Linked DNA regions of Homo sapiens: region 2 is linked to region 1. A link is a contact called in ENCODE Hi-C or POLR2A ChIA-PET data. All regions are on one chromosome and are shown on one strand. Each heading gives the region's core, a stretch centred on a gene start or an enhancer-like site at or near the end of the contact. The rest is flanking DNA. Distances are from core to core; before and after follow the strand shown. Region 1 holds the start of SMIM15 (small integral membrane protein 15). Region 2 holds the start of LRRC70 (leucine rich repeat containing 70).

The links. A loop is a pair of places that touch in the nucleus more often than their neighbours do. ChIA-PET counts read pairs that join two places held with the same protein, here RNA polymerase II (POLR2A). Pooled maps may share reads with other maps.
Region 2: a loop to region 1 is called in a pooled map, with 6 times the contacts of the local background. The contact joins the promoter of LRRC70 here to the promoter of SMIM15 in region 1. A Hi-C loop is called at or near these places in 5 of 50 pooled maps. POLR2A ChIA-PET finds 5 or more read pairs at or near these places in 3 of 52 experiments (IMR-90, activated CD8-positive, alpha-beta memory T cell and activated T-cell).

Annotation. Positions count from the first base shown.
Region 1 is chr5:61,161,059-61,164,058 of GRCh38, forward strand. SMIM15 (small integral membrane protein 15) reads right to left here and starts at 1,410. Exons shown (of 3, transcript NM_001048249.4): 1 at 1,159-1,410; 2 at 30-169. SMIM15-AS1 (SMIM15 antisense RNA 1) reads left to right here and starts at 1,258. Exons shown (of 4, transcript NR_109908.1): 1 at 1,258-1,468. RefSeq lists enhancers at 577-1,473, 959-1,038, 1,109-1,368, 1,899-1,998, 2,039-2,098 and a silencer at 1,549-1,658.
Region 2 is chr5:62,577,394-62,580,393 of GRCh38, forward strand. LRRC70 (leucine rich repeat containing 70) reads left to right here and starts at 1,426. Exons shown (of 2, transcript NM_181506.5): 1 at 1,426-1,542; 2 at 2,008-3,000. The coding sequence starts at 2,046. The region is part of intron 27 of IPO11 (importin 11); the gene reads left to right. IPO11-LRRC70 (IPO11-LRRC70 readthrough) reads left to right here and starts at 1,342. Exons shown (of 4, transcript NR_073584.1): 1 at 1,342-1,542.

The DNA of each region.
Region 1 (3,000 bases), core at 160-2,659:
ACTGGAATTTTTTTAAAAAAATCATCTACCTTATGCTTGAGTAGTGATCCCTTAACTTTGTCCTGGTGTTATTAGTGACCCAATCACGACTTCAGATGACCCTTGGTAGTCTGTCTTCTTGAGTTCTACTGTACACATCTGAGAGACGGTTTAAATTCTGTACAATTGGCTAGTTGGAAAGAATACAAAAAATAAAACAAAATTTAAGTCACAATTTCAGGATAATTGTAATAAAATTTTAAATGGAAAATTTCTATATTGTATATATGCAACCTATATGACATCTAAAATTGCCTATCCGGTATAGTAACTTAATACGTTTCTTCCTCATTTGAATTTACAATTGCAAATGCCCTGTAAGAAAATCCTAATTACTGGAAATCAAGTATTTTACTAAGTTACTTATTTCAATAATAAAATTTTTTTAGTTCATTGACATACGGGAGACAAGTTGGCTCACTGACTGACTTACACAGCGTATCCGTTCCTAGATTTTCAATTTTTATACTAAAAATGTTGCCACTCATTTATTTACTGGATTAGGTACACCACTACAAAATCAAACAGCTCATCTTACTCTTTATAAAGGTTTTTTTGGGTCCATCATACAATTTGTGTCCTTTACTTAAAAAATTAGAAGACATAACCAAACAAATTATAGTAATTCACCCACAGTCCCATTACCCCAAGAAAACTGTGACTAGTTTTAATTATATCTTCCCCACGATTTTCAACTGAACACACATGAAAGTGCCTAATACGTTAAATATCTTAGCTCCTGGACTTCATACGACCTCACCCATACAGTTAGAATTAGGTACTACTGAGATCGATCTGCCTTCACCTTCTCCAGCCCAGTAGCGAATAAACAATGTAAGTTTCAGAAATAAGCAAAAGAACTTTGCAGTAAAAGAGCCATGGTCCACAGGCCACACATCTCCCTGCAACTCAACTTCGGACCCAAACGCTCGCGCCTCCACACTTTCAGGAATAAATCCTACTCTTCCGCCCAAAACGGATCGACCAGGCTCGATCTCCCAACCAGACCCGCGTGGCCCCTGCGGCTGCAACGGGTAGCACTTGACGGCCGTCCGCACTTCCTCCTTTGTCTTTCCCTTATTCCTTACGTTTCTCCCTTGCTCACTCTTCCCTCCTTACCCTATCGGGGCTGCAGACCCACGGAGGCCACGTTCACTCCTGCCCGTCGGCCTTGGCAAGCGCGGGCCCCTTGTCGCGCAGAGCGGAGGGTCCTGGGAGATCCTGGGTTGGCCCAGCCACACCTTGCGCCGCCGCCGTTTCTGCTGGACACCAGGAGAAAACCACGGCAGCTGCAGCCACCAACTTCCCCTACATAGCCCCACGGGATCGGATCCCACTCCCCACTCACCGCCAGACCGGAAGCAGGAAGGCGGAAGTCGCGGCCTTTGCGTCCCGCCCACAGGCGACCCGAGCCGCCAGCCGGGCGTGAGTAAGTCTAGGGCCCAGTTTCCGGCTGCGCCATTGCTGTGTGGGTCTTGGGACCTCGAGTTGGAGGACGCGGGAGGGTGGGGGCGGGGGCAGGGCAGCGCTGAGATTTCCGGGGAGCGGCAGGTGAGGCCGCGCGGGGCGGGTGACGGCACCCGGGCGGGCTCCTTTCCAGGCTGGAGCCCGAGACTGCCACGTCCTGCGGGGACCAAGTGGTGGGCGAGGAGGCGTGGAGCGGCTTCAGGACTCGAGGAGCGGTTCCGAAGCAGCTAGGGACTTTTGCCTTTGCCCCCCGAGGTCGATCGGAAGACAACCCCCATCCCCTGCTGTAGCGGGACAGTTGGAGGGTCATGGGTGGGTGAAGTGTTTGGCTGAGGGAAACTCAGACCAAAGAGCAGCGGCAAGAAAGCAGTTGGGTCCCCACAAAACGCCCGAAGTCAAGGTGAGGGTCACACAACGACTCTTGACGATTCCGGCGAGTTCATCCTGGTGCACATCCCACTCCATGCCTCTCTCTTCTGGTTGGACAATAGTTACATCCTTACGAAAAGGAGGCAAGCTACTGGGCCTTGGTGGATCCACTCAACCTTGTTACCAAGGGACATGCCGCCATGCTATGTGAAAAGGGGGGTTTTGTTGTTTGTTTTTAATTTAAGTATCTAATTCGTTTCACGAAAGAATGATCAATACCGGCCCAGAGTAAACTTGATAAGTAATTAAACTGTCAGGGCATAGAGTTCCCATAGAGGTGCTTGTTCTTTCAATACACAAATAAAGGGATGCAAAAGTCAACATGCAGAAAGGGTGAGTTAATATTGTCTTCTAATCTACAGGAACTGAAAGATTAGCTAATCTGGTTTGGTTGGTGACCAAATTTTGTGATTGCTTGCACTGTTTGACTACCTCTGACAAATGTTGCAAGACCTCTTCACTGATTCTCCAAAGACTATAGAATGTTCTCTTTCAGGAGCAAGCTGCGACATGTTTAACTAGTTTAGGTAAAACAACAATAACTGTTATTTACCAGGGAACAGGCTTTTGGCAGATAATCTAACGATCTACGATACTGTTCGTTGGGCATATGTTAATGTTTGTAATGTTGTATTACCAGCAGTTGTTTTCTTACTCCTTTTTATTTGAAAACCTGGATGATAGTTTCAAAGCCTATGCTGCTTAGGCCTAGCCTGTACCTTAGTAGCCAGAAAAAGTAGACTCAGTCACTGGATTGTGTGCACTGAATACTTACTTGAGATAACTGATTTTTCTAAAACTTCCCCAAGTCTTGAATCCAAGATGTGGGCAGAATGTATTATTTTAACATCCTTCGTTCCAGAGGCCAATGCGTGTTTTATTTTAATCATGATAGGTGGTTTTCCCAGTTACTGCCTCCGGATACTTGCAGTGCTGCATCCCTAGTTAAAAGCCCAGAAGTCTTGGGCAGGAAGGAAGGGCATATAAAGAGAAAGCCTTTGTAGTTCTTTAGCTGTAATCTAGACCAGGGGTCCCCAACGACGGACTGGTACCTGGTTTGCAGCC
Region 2 (3,000 bases), core at 176-2,675, 1.4 Mb after region 1:
TTAATTCATACTCTGGTTATATTACTTTGTGGGTTTTTTCTCTTTAATTTTATTTTTATTTCAAAGGACCCTTTCTCTGAATTTTTCCCAAGAAATTGAAAAATCCATGGGACAAGCTTCATATCACCTTGTATATTATTGGAAGTACTAAACAAAATGGACCTGAGAAACATAGCCCCTACCTCAAATTCATATCATTTCTGTCACTTGTTTTGTTTTCCATTTTTAATGCATAAAATAGCAATAACAGTAACCAGCCATAATGGATAGGTGTAAGAATCATAAGTCATTTTGATAACGATCTGCTATCCAGTATGCATTGCTGAATTTTTAGTCATAGAAAGATAATGCTAGGTATTATTTCAGCTTTCTAATATGGACATAATTCATATTATTTCTAAAGTAATTGTTGATGTGAAATGAAACTGCTTTAATATCAAAGGAGAGTTGTATACAATTATATAACTTGATATTTTAGGAATATTATCAGGCTATTAGTAATATTAATAAAAGTCAGAATTAGAAAGCTTAAGCAACTAGCTTAAAGTTAATGAAAGAAAGTTAATGACTGAACAATATATAATATAAACAATTTATATCCGATTCTTTAAATTCTTGAAAAATGACGTTAAAAAATTCTCCATTTTTGTTCTAAAAGATTCAAACTGATACAGATATATATAGGGCGAAACATCGCCTCTTTTACTCTCCCCAATTTTTCTTGCAAAGATAACCTATGTCAGTAAGTTGGTATGCAGCTTCTTAACATCTTATAACCCAACACAACCAATTAGTGCGTTACTACTAATTAGTAGCTTACTACCAATTAGTACCTCACGTATTAAGTAGTACTCAGTATTTTTTGCAACCAAAAATATTTTGAAAATTTTAAAAAGAGCACTGGAGGATAATATAACAACATTTATGTTCATTCTAAATTTTTTCCCCTATTTTTATTAAAGGAATAAAGCATAAAGTTTAAGTCTTCAATGCGTATTTAACACAACATAAATATTTTATTCATTAAAAAGTTTACAAAAAATTGTATTACTCGATATACATCTTATTTGAACTAGCCTTTTCCATTCAGTAGCTATGTTGTTTGATAGCTAGAGTCTGTTGATTGATATTTGGGTTCTGAATAACTAATGTTTTCAAGTATCCTTTAAAAACTATTATTTTTATATTATAGGAGATATTTCAATGTGTATATTAGGAAAACTCTAACTGCATTCTGAAAAAATAAGTTCCTGAGATTTCCGTTCAGCAATACTTTTGAAACACAGATAAAATTACTTCCTGTCTCTTAGCTTCCTGTATCCATGGCAACCTCTGTTTTACACATTGACTGTAAAGGAACCAATGTGAAGAGTGGTGTTTCCTGAGCAAACGGTGACTTAAAAAAAAAAAAAAAAAAGTGGTGGGGTGGAGGTCAGCAGTGCCACAGAACAAACTGGAGTTAAGAAATGTCGTTCTTCAGATTTAAAAAGAAAACCTTTACTGAATCAGCTGAGTGTTAATAATACGAATTTCCTTTTCTTGGTAAGATTATTTACTTAAATATGAACTTCTAGCTGACATGAAAAATAGTTCTGTGAAAAACTGTAATTTAGAATTTAATTGTTCTGTAGTGAATTTGTATTTTCATAAATTATAATGTTATTTGATATTAGACTTTATGTTGTTAAAGGGACATATTAAATTCAAAGATTCTCATTCCTACATCATTTGTCACCTGTGTTGTAATCAATTGTAATTTTTAAGTTAACTTAGCAAATGTTTCATTAATCTGAACTATTTTGTCAAATAGTGGGTTAATGGCCTGATCATGTTAATAATTCTAGAACGTATTCCATACTCATTATTTTTTGCTATTACCATGGTATGATTTATGATAGTATTATTGGCTGATCCTAATTAAAATAGAATACAGAAGTTATAGTATTATAAAAAAAATTCATTTGATGAAGTTTTCGTGATTTAAAGCTTTACCTTCTCTTTTTATAGCCAATTCTGATCTGAACAGAAAATCCAAGAACAGGGATATGTGTGGATTACAGTTTTCTCTGCCTTGCCTACGACTGTTTCTGGTTGTTACCTGTTATCTTTTATTATTACTCCACAAAGAAATACTTGGATGTTCGTCTGTTTGTCAGCTCTGCACTGGGAGACAAATTAACTGCCGTAACTTAGGCCTTTCGAGTATTCCTAAGAATTTTCCTGAAAGTACAGTTTTTCTGTATCTGACTGGGAATAATATATCTTATATAAATGAAAGTGAATTAACAGGACTTCATTCTCTTGTAGCATTGTATTTGGATAATTCTAACATTCTGTATGTATATCCAAAAGCCTTTGTTCAATTGAGGCATCTATATTTTCTATTTCTAAATAATAATTTCATCAAACGCTTAGATCCTGGAATATTTAAGGGACTTTTAAATCTTCGTAATTTATATTTACAGTATAATCAGGTATCTTTTGTTCCGAGAGGAGTATTTAATGATCTAGTTTCAGTTCAGTACTTAAATCTACAAAGGAATCGCCTCACTGTCCTTGGGAGTGGTACCTTTGTTGGTATGGTTGCTCTTCGGATACTTGATTTATCAAACAATAACATTTTGAGGATATCAGAATCAGGCTTTCAACATCTTGAAAACCTTGCTTGTTTGTATTTAGGAAGTAATAATTTAACAAAAGTACCATCAAATGCCTTTGAAGTACTTAAAAGTCTTAGAAGACTTTCTTTGTCTCATAATCCTATTGAAGCAATACAGCCCTTTGCATTTAAAGGACTTGCCAATCTGGAATACCTCCTCCTGAAAAATTCAAGAATTAGGAATGTTACTAGGGATGGGTTTAGTGGAATTAATAATCTTAAACATTTGATCTTAAGTCATAATGATTTAGAGAATTTAAATTCTGACACATTCAGTTTGTTAAAGAATTTAATTTACCTTAAGTTAGATAGAAACAGAATAATTAGCATTGATAATGATA